Regions from separate parts of the Homo sapiens genome. Here region 1 is linked to region 2. Evidence: chromatin loops called from intact Hi-C (ENCODE). Cell type or tissue: mammary epithelial cell. All regions are shown on one strand.

What was found. A loop is a pair of places that touch in the nucleus more often than their neighbours do. Peaks named below come from ENCODE experiments on the same cell type or tissue, not always from the same donor. Only the 100,000 strongest peaks of a DNase experiment are listed, where the experiment ranks them.
Region 1: a loop joins it to region 2, with 8 times the contacts of the local background. A loop is called at or near these places in 8 of 110 quality-filtered maps.

Annotation. Positions count from the first base shown.
Region 1 is chr12:114,664,786-114,672,785 of GRCh38, reverse strand. TBX3 (T-box transcription factor 3) reads left to right here. Exons shown (of 7, transcript NM_005996.4): 7 at 484-2,531. The coding sequence ends at 945. Among named protein-coding and RNA genes, the nearest start is that of TBX3-AS1, 14 kb to the left of the region's middle. RefSeq lists enhancers at 155-714, 715-1,275. In mammary epithelial cell, CTCF peaks have their summits at 4,030 (motif pointing right) and 4,526; DNase peaks (open chromatin) are centred at 485, 2,955 and 4,425; H3K4me3 peaks cover 3,082 bases; H3K27ac peaks cover 4,249 bases.
Region 2 is chr12:115,379,119-115,387,118 of GRCh38, reverse strand. All of the region lies in intron 3 of LOC105370003 (a long non-coding RNA gene), which reads left to right. Among named protein-coding and RNA genes, the nearest start is that of LINC02463, 500 kb to the left of the region's middle. In mammary epithelial cell, no CTCF peak of the experiment used is centred here; DNase peaks (open chromatin) are centred at 2,578 and 3,248; H3K27ac peaks cover 1,277 bases.

The DNA.
Region 1 (8,000 bases), 710 kb after region 2:
ATTTAAAAAATTATTCCTACTAATTTATGTCCTCCGGCTTCCCCTTGGTTACCTCTGTGGGGTAAACTGAATCTGTATCCCCATTTAACAGGTGCAAGGAGATTTCCTGGGGGCTGCACACACTGTGTGCAGCATATTGCAGGCTTTCACTCATTTAATATCTACAAAGTCCTCAATAAGTATATGAATTACTTATGATTTCCCTGTTTTTTCTTCCTATAAGGAAGCTGAGGCACAAGTTAATCAAAGTCTCTTGGCCTAGGGTGACACAGCTAAGATTTGTACCTAGAGATTTCTGAGTGTTGACTTCTCTCCTGCCCCCACCTATCTCCCCCCCCAAAAAAAAAAACACAACAACAACAACAACAGAACATACCAGGGATTCATGGCTTGCCCAATGTTGGAGGGGGAGAAGAGAGGAGAGGGATGAGATAAGCTCCTCCCACCCGGCTGACTCGCTGTGTGTCTCTTTTCTCACCCCAGGGCCTGGCCATGTCCCCTTTCGGAAGCCTGTTCCCTTACCCCTACACGTACATGGCCGCAGCGGCGGCCGCCTCCTCTGCGGCAGCCTCCAGCTCGGTGCACCGCCACCCCTTCCTCAATCTGAACACCATGCGCCCGCGGCTGCGCTACAGCCCCTACTCCATCCCGGTGCCGGTCCCGGACGGCAGCAGTCTGCTCACCACCGCCCTGCCCTCCATGGCGGCGGCCGCGGGGCCCCTGGACGGCAAAGTCGCCGCCCTGGCCGCCAGCCCGGCCTCGGTGGCAGTGGACTCGGGCTCTGAACTCAACAGCCGCTCCTCCACGCTCTCCTCCAGCTCCATGTCCTTGTCGCCCAAACTCTGCGCGGAGAAAGAGGCGGCCACCAGCGAACTGCAGAGCATCCAGCGGTTGGTTAGCGGCTTGGAAGCCAAGCCGGACAGGTCCCGCAGCGCGTCCCCGTAGACCCGTCCCAGACACGTCTTTTCATTCCAGTCCAGTTCAGGCTGCCGTGCACTTTGTCGGATATAAAATAAACCACGGGCCCGCCATGGCGTTAGCCCTTCCTTTTGCAGTTGCGTCTGGGAAGGGGCCCCGGACTCCCTCGAGAGAATGTGCTAGAGACAGCCCCTGTCTTCTTGGCGTGGTTTATATGTCCGGGATCTGGATCAGATTCTGGGGGCTCAGAAACGTCGGTTGCATTGAGCTACTGGGGGTAGGAGTTCCAACATTTATGTCCAGAGCAACTTCCAGCAAGGCTGGTCTGGGTCTCTGCCCACCAGGCGGGGAGGTGTTCAAAGACATCTCCCTCAGTGCGGATTTATATATATATTTTTCCTTCACTGTGTCAAGTGGAAACAAAAACAAAATCTTTCAAAAAAAAAATCGGGACAAGTGAACACATTAACATGATTCTGTTTGTGCAGATTAAAAACTTTATAGGGACTTGCATTATCGGTTCTCAATAAATTACTGAGCAGCTTTGTTTGGGGAGGGAAGTCCCTACCATCCTTGTTTAGTCTATATTAAGAAAATCTGTGTCTTTTTAATATTCTTGTGATGTTTTCAGAGCCGCTGTAGGTCTCTTCTTGCATGTCCACAGTAATGTATTTGTGGTTTTTATTTTGAACGCTTGCTTTTAGAGAGAAAACAATATAGCCCCCTACCCTTTTCCCAATCCTTTGCCCTCAAATCAGTGACCCAAGGGAGGGGGGGATTTAAAGGGAAGGAGTGGGCAAAACACATAAAATGAATTTATTATATCTAAGCTCTGTAGCAGGATTCATGTCGTTCTTTGACAGTTCTTTCTCTTTCCTGTATATGCAATAACAAGGTTTTAAAAAAATAATAAAGAAGTGAGACTATTAGACAAAGTATTTATGTAATTATTTGATAACTCTTGTAAATAGGTGGAATATGAATGCTTGGAAAATTAAACTTTAATTTATTGACATTGTACATAGCTCTGTGTAAATAGAATTGCAACTGTCAGGTTTTGTGTTCTTGTTTTCCTTTAGTTGGGTTTATTTCCAGGTCACAGAATTGCTGTTAACACTAGAAAACACACTTCCTGCACCAACACCAATACCCTTTCAAAAGAGTTGTCTGCAACATTTTTGTTTTCTTTTTTAATGTCCAAAAGTGGGGGAAAGTGCTATTTCCTATTTTCACCAAAATTGGGGAAGGAGTGCCACTTTCCAGCTCCACTTCAAATTCCTTAAAATATAACTGAGATTGCTGTGGGGAGGGAGGAGGGCAGAGGCTGCGGTTTGACTTTTTAATTTTTCTTTTGTTATTTGTATTTGCTAGTCTCTGATTTCCTCAAAACGAAGTGGAATTTACTACTGTTGTCAGTATCGGTGTTTTGAATTGGTGCCTGCCTATAGAGATATATTCACAGTTCAAAAGTCAGGTGCTGAGAGATGGTTTAAAGACAAATTCATGAAGGTATATTTTGTGTTATAGTTGTTGATGAGTTCTTTGGTTTTCTGTATTTTTCCCCCTCTCTTTAAAACATCACTGAAATTTCAATAAATTTTTATTGAAATGTCTTTGGGCCTTGTGTTAAATGTTTTTTCTTTGGGAACCTTTCCTGAAGATGGACAGTCAGGGGAGGGTTTAGTATCTTCTTGTTCTGAGTTTACCCCCTTCCCTTCGCCTTTAAATAATTAAGACCGCCCCCAGCGAACCAAAATGAGATGTCACTCAAGTTACAAAGCTAAAAACAAAAGTCCCTTACTTGAGCGAAGGGAGCCACTTCAATCTGAAATTACTTTTCCTTTAAATTAGGGAGCAAAGCAGGGAGACGGAAAGGGGCCTGATGAGAATACAGAAAGAAGGGTAATTTCAGATACTTTTAAGTTTTAATGGAAAAAGACTGATGTGCTCCCTAAGTCAGGTTTTCCCACCCGAATCCGACCAAAAGTAAGCTCGGCAAGTACGAATGTTTTTCGTTTTAAGCTCGCCCTCAGTTTTGACATCAATCTGGCGAATCCAAGTCGAAAATACCTTCTTGCACCAGTGTGTTTGGCTCGGGGAAAAGGCCAGCAGAATGCCCCAGCAGTCCGAGCGGGCTTGGCTAGGCAGCAACCCTCCAGGTTGTAGAAGTGGACAAGACGCAACGCCTTTCCACTCGGCAACCCCCCACACAGCCTGCAGTCCCTGGTGCCTCAAATTGAACCCGGCTGGCCCAAGGCGCCCCTACGAGGCCCCATCCATCCCGAGTTGTGCGTGCAAAGCGCGGCCAGCTCCGCGAAAACTTAGCTGTGTCACGCGAGGGAGGAGGGAAATTATCCCCGAAAGGGGAAAGGTAATTCCAGGGTGCACATTTCACCCCCTCCACGGCAAAAGTCACCCAGGAGGCTGACATCCTCCCCTAGTCTCCCCTTCAAACCCGTCTCCAGGCTGTTCGGGGAGTTGCCTTTTGAAGTTCAATTTATCTTTGAAACATTCAATAAAAAATGATGAGGCACTGTCAGTCTTTTGGTCTCCCGACCCCCAGCCTCGCCTCCGAGGTGTGTGTCTGTTGGGGGGCGGGGGCGGCACGGGAAGGTTCGAGGGTTAGTCCTTAGCCCTTTTCTTGCCCTGGGGGCCATGACGTGAAGACCCAGCTGGAGCCTGCCTGGCGGCTGCCTCCCTCCCCACCCCCCACCCGCCACCCCCTGGAGCCCGCCAGCCCGGCCCCAAGTCCCTGTCACCTTCAGGCCTCTTGAATGACCGGAGAGGAGGACGCCCCCTCCCTTCCCTCATCCTGTACTTGGAAGGGATCGAGGTCGAGACCTTTTGGAGAGCGGGGCAAAGCCCCTTCCATCTCTGGCCAGGCACGTGGGGACCCCTACAGCCTCCTCTGCGATGTCTCCGGGGGTGGGAGGGAAGACAGACAACCAGAGTATGTTGGTGCGGAGTCGCGGGGGGGGGGAGGGGCGGGGTGCGCTGCGGGGGTGGCAGGGCCTGAGCTGAGACGGGCCCTGGGGACCTTTGAGGCTGGGGCTCCCCCGAGGACTGGGAGATTTCCAGGGCGCGCTCCTTCTGCGCAGCGGCTACAGCCTGAAGGGGGCAGCTCTGGATCCAGCGACAACGCGCGGTGTCCGCGCCTCTGAGAAGGTGGTAGTTGGCTGGTTGCGCTCTCCCGAATTGGGGAAAAAAGAACTCAGCCTCCAAAAGGGAAGAAATGCTTTGCTTTTCTCTTCTTTCTCAGTCCAAATTTGCTTACCTCCTCCCTTCTCTCCCCCCGCCCCCGATTTGGGGACCCTGCTCAGACTTGTGTCCAGCCTCTCTTACTGGCGTTCCTCTTTTTTTTTTTTTTTTTTTTTTAATCTCCTGTGTATCTCATTTGTATATTGTGATGTTAATGAGTAACTCCTGTAGCGCTGATGGGCGGGGGGTGGAGGGGATGAACGGCTCGCAGTCTCTCTGGATTTTGCTGCCTATTACTCACCTGGCGCCGGTCGCAATCTCGCCGCAGGCTTTATGGTGGCTGCGGCCGCCCCAGAGGCCACTCAGGGCAGGCGCCTTCGCCTTTTTTCTGGGCTTCGAGTGCCACCTATCTGTCTCGTCTACGAATGCGTCCAGGTCGCCGCAGCTGGCTCGGCACCCCAGCGCCTCCCGGGTTCCGGAACTTGGGCGCTTCGCCTTCGCCCCTTCTCATCCCCACCACTCCCAGCCCCACTCCCCTCCTCCTCCGTCCCCAGCCCCATTCTCAGCCTCGGAAGAAGCTGCCTTCCCCTCTTTCCTGGATATCACTTTCACTCCCGTTTGTGCCTCAGATGAGAAAAACAGCCCTGCCCTCCTCTGGGTTTCCAAAGAATGTTAGAAAATTCAGTGCGGGAACCCTGGCTCGTAATTCTCTGGACAAGTTCCTTGCTGCTTGTAGAAATCTCTAGACCCTTGTTCTGGACCCCGCCTGGCGGGGGATAACCTGAATTCGCGATGGGTCGATAGAGAAAGGATACCTCCTTCCCCAACATACACACCTCAAATTCTGCCCTGGGGACAACTTGCCAGTACCAGGATGCTCTCTTTTTTACTCCACAACTTTGGAAGTTTTTGTTTTTTAACCTGGCCGCGTCTACAAGGACAAAGGCCATGACTCGCGGGAGCAGCAGTCCCTACGAGGGTCAGCTACCGCAGCCTGCAGGGCCCAGCACCTTCGTGACTTGTAGATTTAAGGTGACAAATGCGGGTGCCGGTCAGAGGCCTCCAACCCCTGCCTGTCGGGAAGGTCGGCTCCAGTCCTGGCTGCGCCCTGGAGTCTGAGACCCGCGGAGGGGAGGGGATGGGGTCGCCTTTTGCTGTGCTTTGAGCCGCGGGTGAAGGCGTCCGGGTTCCTGCTGACCTCCCGGCGCTAATTGCAGGGGCCGAAGGGCGCGCTCGGGCAGAGGCAGGGGTCACGACCTTGCGGCTCCCTCCTCCCGAGGTCCCGGCAACCTGAAGGAGCCGGGTGTGTGCAAGAGGGCGTGTGTGTGTGCGCGCTCGCGCGATTAGGGCCTCTCTCTAGATCTGCGCTGTTCTGGGACCCACTCTTTCTTTGTGGGGACAGTTCCTGACGTGTAGGCCCTTAAAAAAATTTCCATCCAAGAAGGAAAACCCAGATTCTGACCTTTCCCCTAAGCCAGCAGACAGACAGCCGCCTTCAGGCCGCTACGAGAGGCTTGCAACGCTTCACGACAGCGCGCTTTCTGCCTCGCTGGTTTCCAATGTGACCTCACGGCAACCAGCCAAGAAAGTGGCTGTCGGGGTGCAGCTGCGAGGCCGCCAGCGGCGACCTGGGTTCTTCTGTAGGTAGCCCAGTATAGACTCCTATCTAAGGGTAGCTCTTGGGTGTCTGCATTCTGGGGCCAGGAGCTGCAGGTGTTAGAAGGATATGTGTATGTTTGCGTGTAGCTGTGCGTGCTCCATCTGTAGCTGTCTCTTCCAATTTGGGTTTAGAAGTTCATGCGCAAGACAGTTCCGGATGTAGATGCATTTGGTTGTTTTATAATCAAGATGCGTATAATCAAGAAGTATATGTTGCAGATGTCGGAGTTCAAAGTACACGAAACAAGAATAATATAAATACTTGGCATACAAGGGACACGTGCACAAGCCAGGCACTCGGTGAAGCACCCCATAAAAGTGACCCCCGTTAGCCTTCACAGTTAACCCCATAAACGATATATGATCTTTATCTCTGTTTTACAAGAGAGGAAACTGAGGCATAGACCATTAAATCACTTACCCAAGATCCTCTGGGGGAAATTATGGAGCCAGGATTCAAACCGAAGTGGGCTCCAGGATCCACTGTAATTCCCTTTCCTAATTCAGCTGAAGGTGTACGTACCTGCGGCGCATATGTCCCGGATTTACAGAAATCTGAGGGGATGTTCCGGATTTTGGAGTGTGCCGCAGGCTTTTTTTTTTTTTTTTTTTTTTTTTTTTTTTTTTAATACGAGAACGTTCAAATTTCTTTGTGCATCTGTCGTGCTATGTAAAAGGACAGCTTTTATTTCAGCATCCCCCTCCCCGGCCAACCCTCTTGTGTGTCCTGGGACACCCGTCCCAGCTAAGACCGCGGTTTTGGGGCCTTTGTTCCCCGGTAGAGGAAGAGAGAGGCTGAATGGGGGACGCAATACTCTATTTAAAAATGCCTGCGGCGGGGCACTGAAGCTGATCGCGTTCTGGTCCCGATCTGAACCGCGAGGGAAACCGCGGGGGAGAGGAAATTCCAACAGCGCTGGCGTACGCCGGGGCCCGCAGGGCGACCACCAAGCTGACGCCGGGGTTTCCCTCTCCCGCGGGGTCTGGAACCAAGACTGGGGCTTTGGGTGTCTGAGGCTTTCTCTGCTGGCCTCAGATCCTCCCCCGCGTCCCTAGCATTTGCTATGTTCTGTCTACCCAGGCGCCAAGGCCGAGCGCAGTCCGGGGACTGCAGGTGGAGACGCCGCAGGCAGAGAGATCTTCGCTCTTTCTGGGTTCAACCCTGCCCAGCTTCCAGGAACCTATGACATTTTAGTTTTTTCCGCCCTCTCACTTCCAACGTTTTGGCCCCAGCTAGAAGCCCAGGGGTTCAGCTGGTGGAAAGAAGGATTCTACAGAGAAGCCGGCGAAGGGGTGCTGAGGGTGCAGCCCCGCGAAGGAAAAGCGCTGCCTGGTTACCCGGCAGTGCGGCCCAGGTTCCCGCAGCCTGGACAACTGCAGGCCCCACGGCCCTAGAGAGCCAGAGCTTGGGTCTGGCTGCACACTGGGTAGGGGTGGAAATAACTGGCTTGAGTAGGGAATAGCGCCTGCCCCCAAAACGTAAGGCGCTTCTGTCCCGCGGCTGGGGTGAATTCTGACGGCCTTTGGGTCCCGGGTCTCCCCAAAGCAGTGAATGAGACTCAGGCGCAGCCTCTGGAATCGGGGGGCGGGGGGCGCAAAAGAGAGGAGGGTTTTGTGGGGGTGGGACCCAACCAGTTGGAATCTGTACGGCTACTGTCCGGGCGGTCCGGCTCTTCCCCTCACCATCCCCGACCCCCACCATCGCCCCCCCACCCCCCCGCCCCAATTCCAGCGCTCCCAGTCAGCCTGTCTCTTTGAGCTTTTGAAATGCGATCCCCGCGCCACTTCGGTTTCCCGCTAATGACCCGGGCTCTGGTTTCGGGTTGGGGAATTGCACCCGGAGGACAGACTCGCTTCCCCAGGCCCGCACAGCCAACTCTCGCCTAGGTCCTCTTCGCGCCCGCGCGGCGGGCCCAGGAAGGTGCACCCTTTGCCTCCCAAATGTCCCCAAAGCGTCAAGAACACCGCAGGCACAGAACCCACAGTCGGGCGCGAACTTTTTTCCTAACGCTTTTGCGCATTGTCCACCCCAGTCCCGAACGCGGGCATCGTTGACAAAACTTTTTTTTTTTTTATGCCGGGACCGGGCGCCCTTCACTCGCGCAGAAGCGCCAGCTGTCTCCGGTCGTTACCTTAGTCACCCTCAACCTCCAACCCTCCCAACCCAGGCATACAGCCGCAGTGGGAGCCTGTTAGAAGCACCAGCGCTGAATATGTATCTGCCA
Region 2 (8,000 bases):
GGGCCTCCCTTAGCAACTGGCACATCTTCAATGAAGATTCTCTGTGCTGCACTGTCTGCTTTCTTCTTTCCTAGAGGTTGATCTGCAAACTTCTCTGCTTGGAAGGCTGACTCCGCCTTTGGGGCCCTGGTGAGTCCTTAGGAGGAAAAACGTGGCAGGCCTTCCACAGGCTCCCTCCTGGGACTGATGCACACACAGCGGTGAGGGAGGCAGGAGCCTTCCTTCTTAGTCTCAGTCTAAGTCACTTCTGTCCAATATGGTAGCCACTAGCCACATATGGCTATTTAAATAAACTAAAACAAAATAAAATAAAAAATACTGTCTTTTCTCTGTACTTTCTGCTCAGTGTTTCTGTAAACCTAAAACTGCTCTAAAAAGTGGTCTATGAATTTTTAAAAAATTTAATTCCTCAGTTGTCCTACATACATTTCAAGTGCTCCTAGCCACATAGCGACTGGTAGCTATTGTATTGGATGAATAAAGCAGATGTAGACCATTTCCATCATTCTGGAAAGTTCTATGGAACAACTTTGATCTCAGTAATAGTGTACCCTTCTGGACTAATCCTTACATGTTCCAGAGCAAAGAGAAACTATTCATTCATTCAGCAAATATTTACTCCTTGCCAGAATTGTTCTGGGTGCCTAGGATTTCGCTGGGACAGACATACTTCTGCCCTTGTGAAGTTTATGTGCTGGTACATCATAGGTGTTACATAGATACAAATGGAACATGACTATGGGGAAAAAGAAAGCAGGTGAAGGAAAATAGAGAAGGCTGGGTGCTGGGGTAGTGGAGAGGGTTCTATTTGATAAAGGGTATTCAGAGAAGGCTCACTGAGGAGGTGACAGATGGCAGAGCGGTGGCCTGAAGGAAGGGAATGAGGGAGTATGCCTTGCAGATTTCTGTAGCAGAGAATTCCAAGCAGACGGGGCTGTAGTGCAAATGTCATGAGGTTGGAGCATGCTGCTCATTTTGAATAGAGTAGTGACATGGTCTGGTTTAGGATGTAACAGGATCCCTCTGGCTGTGAAGTGGAGAGTACGGGATGCCACAGAGTGACCAGTAAGAAGGTTGGTGCCACATCCCGAGTGAGAGGTGATGGTGGCTTGGACCAGGGAGGTAGCCTTGGGAGAGGTGAGACGTGGTCAGATTTCGGGCGATACCCTGAAAGTAGAGCAGGCAGGACTTGCTGCTGGATTCACGTGGCATGAGAGAAAGAGGAGTTGAGGATGATGAGAAGGATAGAGTTTGCAATTATGGAAATGGGGTAGATGGCAGAAGGAGTGGTTATGCAGGGACGATAATCAGTATAGTTGTGGAAATAGCAAGTTTGAGATGCCTACTAAATATCTGAGTGTTGATCTCTTTATATGAGTGTATTCATTCAACACGTATTTGCTGGGCTCCAATACATATCCAGGACTCAGTCATTTGCATATAAGAGATGAGCATAACTCCTTATTTTCAACTTTCTCTAATTGATCCATTAAAAAATAAACATCTTTTTTTTCCTTTGTTCTTGCACCAGCTTGTACTTTAAACTCTATATTTAGCAGAGCACTGGGATGACTGACTTGGTCCCTTGATTCTACTTTTTTTTTTTTTTTTTTTGCAGTTCACCTAGTTCACAGCCAGACACTTTGCTGGGTTGCAGAGACACTAAGAACATAAAATGCCAGCCCGGCCCTTGATAAGCTGACAGCCAGTGGGAGTTGCTAAGGCACAGGACAAAGCACATGGGCTTTGGGCCCATCAAACCTGATTCATGAAACTGGCTCTACCGCTCACGAGCTCCTTAGCCTGGGGCCACACACTTAACCTCTCTGAACTTGTTTGCTCATCTGTATAATGGAGCACCTGACACCCAACTCACAGGACTGTCAGCAGGATCAGAGAAAATGCGTATACATTCACCTGCACAGTACCTGATATATGTAAGTGCTTATTTAATACATGGTGGTTAGCATTAACTTTACTGTTACCAAATGAAACAGACACATAACAGGAAAAATTATCATATATATTGTGTTAGGCACTTTTAAAAACAGATCTGAATAAAGTGTTAGGAGACAGGATAGCAGAGGGTAGGAATATGGGCTTTGGAGATAGATGTTGATTCCAAACCTAGCACCTCCATTCATGCAGTGAGTTGACACTGGGCAAGTGCCTTGGCATTTTGATTTGTAAAATGGGCACAATTACCTATTAGTACCAACTCACAGGTATATTGCTCATTTTTCTTTTTTTAAAGAGATAGGATCTGACTCTGTCGCCCAGGCTGGAGTGCAGTGATGGGATCATAGCTCACTACAGTCTTGACTTTCTGTACTCAAGCGATCTTCCTGCGTAGCTGGGACTACAGACACATGACACCGTGCCTGGCTAATTTTTGTACTTTTTGTAGAGATAACATCTTGATTTGTTGCCTAGAGTGGCCTCAAAACTCCTGGCCTCAAGTGATCCTCCCACCTTGGCCTCCCAAAGGGCTGGAATTACGGGTGTGAGACACCTCACCTGGCCTGGAATGTTGTGAATGTAAAGGGGATGACACATCATACAAAGGGATTCACACTTTTTTTTAGCTATAGGGCTTGCTCAATAAGTGTGCATTGCTGCTATTTCCACAGGAACACAGGTGGCCAAAGAAACCTCTTAAGAGGGAAAAAATGAATCACGGGGAATATGCTCATATAAGAAATTAGGGAAAGAAAAGAAAGAAAAAAAAACAAAGCCTTTTTTTTTTTTTTTTTTTTTTTTGCTGGGTATAGGAAGGCATCCCAGGCTGCTTCATCATTGCCCTGTCCAGTTCTGACAAATATCTTTGACATCCCCAGAGAGAACACTGAGGCCCTTCAAGATTTTAAATTCTCTGAGAAGTCTTCAAAGGTCTACTTTGACTGTAGTAGAAGAGTGACTGGTATCTTCGGAATGGTTTTGAAGTTCAGTGGTAAACATGTCTTTTGGGCTGTATTTTTATCAAGGAACATGTAAATATACCAGCGTGCCCTCTCCCTAAGTCCCCAGGAGCCTTGATGTTTTCCTAGATGTCAACTCCAGCACTTCCGTGAGTGGTAGAGGCAGTGGATGCTCATTCTAAACAAGGTGGTGCAACCAGTTTGTTGTAGGTGTAGTTTTCCTGAACTGGTAAATTGTCCAAAACTTTCACTGACTGTGCAATCAGTCACTCCTTGTGCTACTTGCAGACTTGGCTTGTGGCCTGACCTACTTCACGTTTACACAGGCCCGAAGCTTGCCTGCAAACATCATCGGGGAGCTAGAGATGACGGGCAAGGAGTGATTCATTTCTTTGGCCGTGAGTTGCTTAAAGCAACTCATTTGCGTGCTTGGGGTAACCCCCTTCAAAGTTAAGCAGGCAAGGTGAGCCTTGCTCCATCTGCCCTCAGTAAAGAGATGGCATCCTGCTGGTTATCTTGCTGACATAGCTGGTCCTGCTTAACCAGGTGAGGCAGAGTGTGAAGAGCTTCTTCTGGCGATCAGGCAGACCTGGTTATGAACTCCGATTCTGCTACTTAGTACCTGTAGCCAAATTACTCAAGTCTCTCTGCTTCTCTAGTTCCTCTCTTGCAAAATGATTTATGAGTGGATTAGGTCTATAGATGGCAACATTGTCATGAAAGACTGTTGTATGGATCGAACACACAATAATCTATGCCCAATACCTGTTAAATAGATATTAATAAACTCATATTTGCTGACTGTGTGCCAGGCACTGCTCTAAGCACTTCACATTTATCAACTCATTTAATCTTCCTAACAAGTCCATGAGGTTATTATTGTCCCCATTTTACAGATGTGGAAACTGAGGCAGAGCAGTGTGGTCACTTTTCCAAGGTTACACAGTTAGTAAGTGGTCAACCTGGTATTTACAGGATGGCAGACTCCAAATTTCATGTCCTTAATTACAGTTAATACGCCCTTTCAATAAATGATCCCTGTTAGAATTTTATCAAGCCAGTCTTTACTGGGTGTCCTTGTGAGTTTGAACACCACTAGGAATCCGGAAATAACCCCAAGCTTGTCTTTTTCCTACTGTGGAAATAAGTGACTGATCTCCGGCCATCAAGATCTGTATAATTCTATACACTTATTTATAGCAAGACATAACTAAATTCCTCCCACTCAGTCTCTCTCTCTCTCTCTTACCCCCAGAGGGCCTTTCAGTAGCTTATTTGGAGTGAACACCATCCAGGGAAAAAAAATTAGTTAAGAAAAACAGGAATTAAGATGTCAAGACAGATTGCCGACAGGACCTTTGATCTGACCAGAAATAAATATAAAAGAAGCTGCTGAGAAGTCTCTTGCCTGATTTCCATCTAAACCACTAGAAGTCAGACCCAATTCCTGCGGCTTCAGCCTGGCCCCAGGACTCGTGAGGACTGGGGTATGATCTCCACTTCGCAAGGGGAAGCCAGTGGCTCTCTAAATCTTCCTAGAGTGCCCTGTGTCCTGAGGATGGGGTTGGGCGGGGGAAACATCCATTGAAATCAGGATGGAAGAAAAGTTCCTGAGGTGAGTGTGATTTGGTGGGGCAGTGGAAGATGAAGCTCATTGACAATGGGTTTTACCATTTGGGAAATGGTAGCAAGTGTAGCAGGCATTTGCTCATCCCTTCCCATGTACCAGACACTGTGCTAAGTACTTGGATGCCTCATCATACTTCACCATCACAGCTACCCTAGGAAGTATGGAGTATAATTATTTCCCTTTTATAGATGAGAAAACTGGGGTTCAGAGTGTCTTATCAGGCTGCCCAGGGCCATAATAACTAAGGCACAGCAGGGCAGAGATTTGAATCCAGGTTTTATGATTCCAATAGCTGCTCATTTAACCAGTAGTCGGTTCTGAAATAATGACTGGAGCCTAGAAAGTTGAGTTTCTCAAAGGAAATTTTCTAGTTTGCTAATTTGGTTCTAGAGCTGCAGGATTATAGGGGCAGCAAAATGAATATTGCCATTTATTGAGTACCTGCTGTGTGTCCAGTATCATAGGAGAGATTTTCGAGGGTCAAAGAGGGGTATACAGGCCAGGACTTGGGGAAGGAGTGAGTGAAGGACAGGGAGGATCCAGAGATGGCTTGATTAATAGGTGATGTGGATGCTGCTTGCTGAACCATTCACCAGATTAGGACACTGAAAGAAAATACCTGGGGGTGAGCTGGTGAGGAGATACTGTGATTATCCTCCCAGCAGCCATTCCCTTTATTTCTTACAAACAGATTTTGCCCCTGCTTTGGACTGTTCTCTAAAAGTGAGCCTGTGACCCAATTCTAATCAATGAGACTTGGATGGAGGCTATGATGACTCTAGAAATGTTGCTTTTTTATTGATCGAAGGACAAAGTGATCCTAGAAAAAGGCCTCGCCTCTCTCCTAGACTTTCTACCTCTGACTGAGCTCATGATGCTTGGAGCTGTGGCTACCATTTTGAAGGCGTGAGTTGATGAACAGGAAGGGAAGTGAATGCGTTGAGCTTGGGGGAGTAGATGAATGGGGAGGGCTTACCTTGATGTCCAGTGGAGTGGCTGCCCCAAACCTGGAAAGCAACCGCCTGTCTATAGATGTCTGAAGATGTCCAAATTAAACATCTCCAAGGTTTAATGCAAGGTGAGCTGGCTTTTCTGTTAATTGTATCTGAAGGCATCCTAACTGATGCTGATGTAAGTTTAGTCTCTGGTCTTTTAAGCATTGGAAGTCCCTGTGAAAACTTCCTGATCATGATTTAAAAGAAAAAAGAAAAGAAAAGAAAAAAGAGAGAAGTGGCAAAAGGGGAAGGTGGAGGCAAACTGTTCACTGTGCTGGGAGAACAGAGTGAGGAGGTTTGAATGTGGTTGCTGGAACTGAATGATAAAAGGCTTTCGAACGATCCAAATCTAGAGCCTCCCAAATAATAGCAATGTAGAAATTGGCCATCTGAGTCAATGTCTGGTTCTCACTCAGGCCAGACCAGGACAAAACACTTTTCCTACTGCCTTGAGAAAGCATGGGCATCTCTCCCTTGGTATCTTTTCTCAGCATGCAAGTTTCAGATGCCAGGACCGTCACAATGAGGGGAGAGGGTTCATGAAATCATGCCCAGCCAGGAGCAGTGAAGCTAAGACTAGGAACCTGGGTAGAGGGAGCTTTTCTGATTTTAGGGCTCCTCCCTACCAGCTGGCTGGAGTTGGAGATACTCTCAGCAAGGGGGCTTTGCCAGCATGAGTAAAACCAGTTTCCTCTGTGCTGTGCTCCCAGGCAGCCAGATGCAATTTACTCTCCACCTCTACCCTTCCTTGCATCCCATCTGCAAGCATTTGAGTGTCCTCTAGTTATGGGGATCGGAGACCTGACCTCTTCCTCCCTCTCTCTTCCTCTTCCCTCCCTCTTTCACTTCCTCCTGCGACATCTGAGAGGGGCTAGCATCCTGGTTTGTCACAGTTGCAACCTTTGAAAGTCTTCCCCGCCCGATCTCCTTCTCCACTTCACTCCCCCATCCCTGGTTCGAATACTTTCCCGAGTACCCTCCTATTTGGCACCAGATGTTAGAGGTTACAAACCGGCCGCCCTAGCTTTTACATCCTCCCTTATTTTACTTGCCACCTGTCTTTCCGAGACTCTGCCCACAATCCCCCACCCCCATCCTGGCGTGTGTGTGCTGACCTCCACGTGCTCCCAAATCAACTGATTGCACCGGAATCCACTTAAAGGTGAAAGGATAAAGCAATTTTCTTCAAGATGTGGCCTAAACTGTTTAGTCTTGGAGGTCTCCAAAGAGCAGAAATGAAAGGTCCCCCCACCCCCACCTCTGTCCCAGAGAGCCCAATCTGGGCTTGCCTCCGTCTGGGTAATTTGGAATAGCTTAATCTTCTGTCTCTGGGCAGGTTTGTCAGACCTCTGCAGAATTAGGCCCATAATGCACGGGCAGTGTCGGTGATTGCCTGGTTCACTGACTTGAAAATTAAAAGAAAAAAAAAAGCCTAAAAACTGTAATAATCAGTCGTTTCCACATCGGAAAGTCTGGAGGCATCAATCCGAAAGGAGAAAGATGTAATGCATTAATCTGACATGAGGACAATGGGCTGTGACTTTATATATTTAATTGTTAAGTGAGGTGATTGTAAACTGGGGTTGGAACCAAAGGACAGACGTCTGCTCTCAGTGTACTCCACTGCCAAAGCACACACGGATGGATTTGGCCCTCGAATATTTTTGATTGAGGAATGTTGGACTGGGACTGTCTAAAGGGCAGGAAGGTGGGGTCTGCATGCTCAGAGGTTCCAGGCTCCAGAATTATTACACAGACCCAGACTCAAATCCCGGCTCTTCTCCCTATTCACTGTGGCCCTTGGACAAGTCACCTCTCCTCTCTGAGCCTCAGTTTCCTAAAAAACCTGCTGTGAGAATTGATGGGGTGAAGCAGTTAGCATGCACTTGGCGCCTGCTGCGTGATGTTAATATTAATTAGCTTTAAGGTTTGCCTTCCTGGCCAGGGTGTTGAGGTGTGATACACATGGAAGGACAAGAGAGCCAGAGAGGTTTTATCTTCCTCATAGGAGTGGTTTTAGGTTCCCTGTGTCTCCAGTCATGTTTCTAAGCAGTCCGCAGGGCACACCGCTCTGGCTGAACACAGCTCCAAGCAGAGCTCCATTGTAATCACCTGGTGGCTTGTCTGTTTCCACCAGGAGACAGTGAGCTTCCTGGGGGAAAAAGCCATGTTGAGCTTGCTCAATAGTGTAATCTCCAAGCAATTAATTCACATAGTGAATAAGTGTGACTTTGAGCAGGTGACTTTATTGGAGCCTCAGTTTTTCCAGCTGGAAAATGGGACTCAGTGTAGTACTTTCCCATAGGAGTATGGTAGGAATTGAATTAGACAATCCCTGAGCAGTGCTTGACACATAGTGAGTACTCAATGCATGTTAGCTGTGTTACTATCATGATTATTCTAGTTGTCCTCAAAGAGCCGTCCCTTGTGTCTCAGACGTCCCAGTTCCAACTCTCC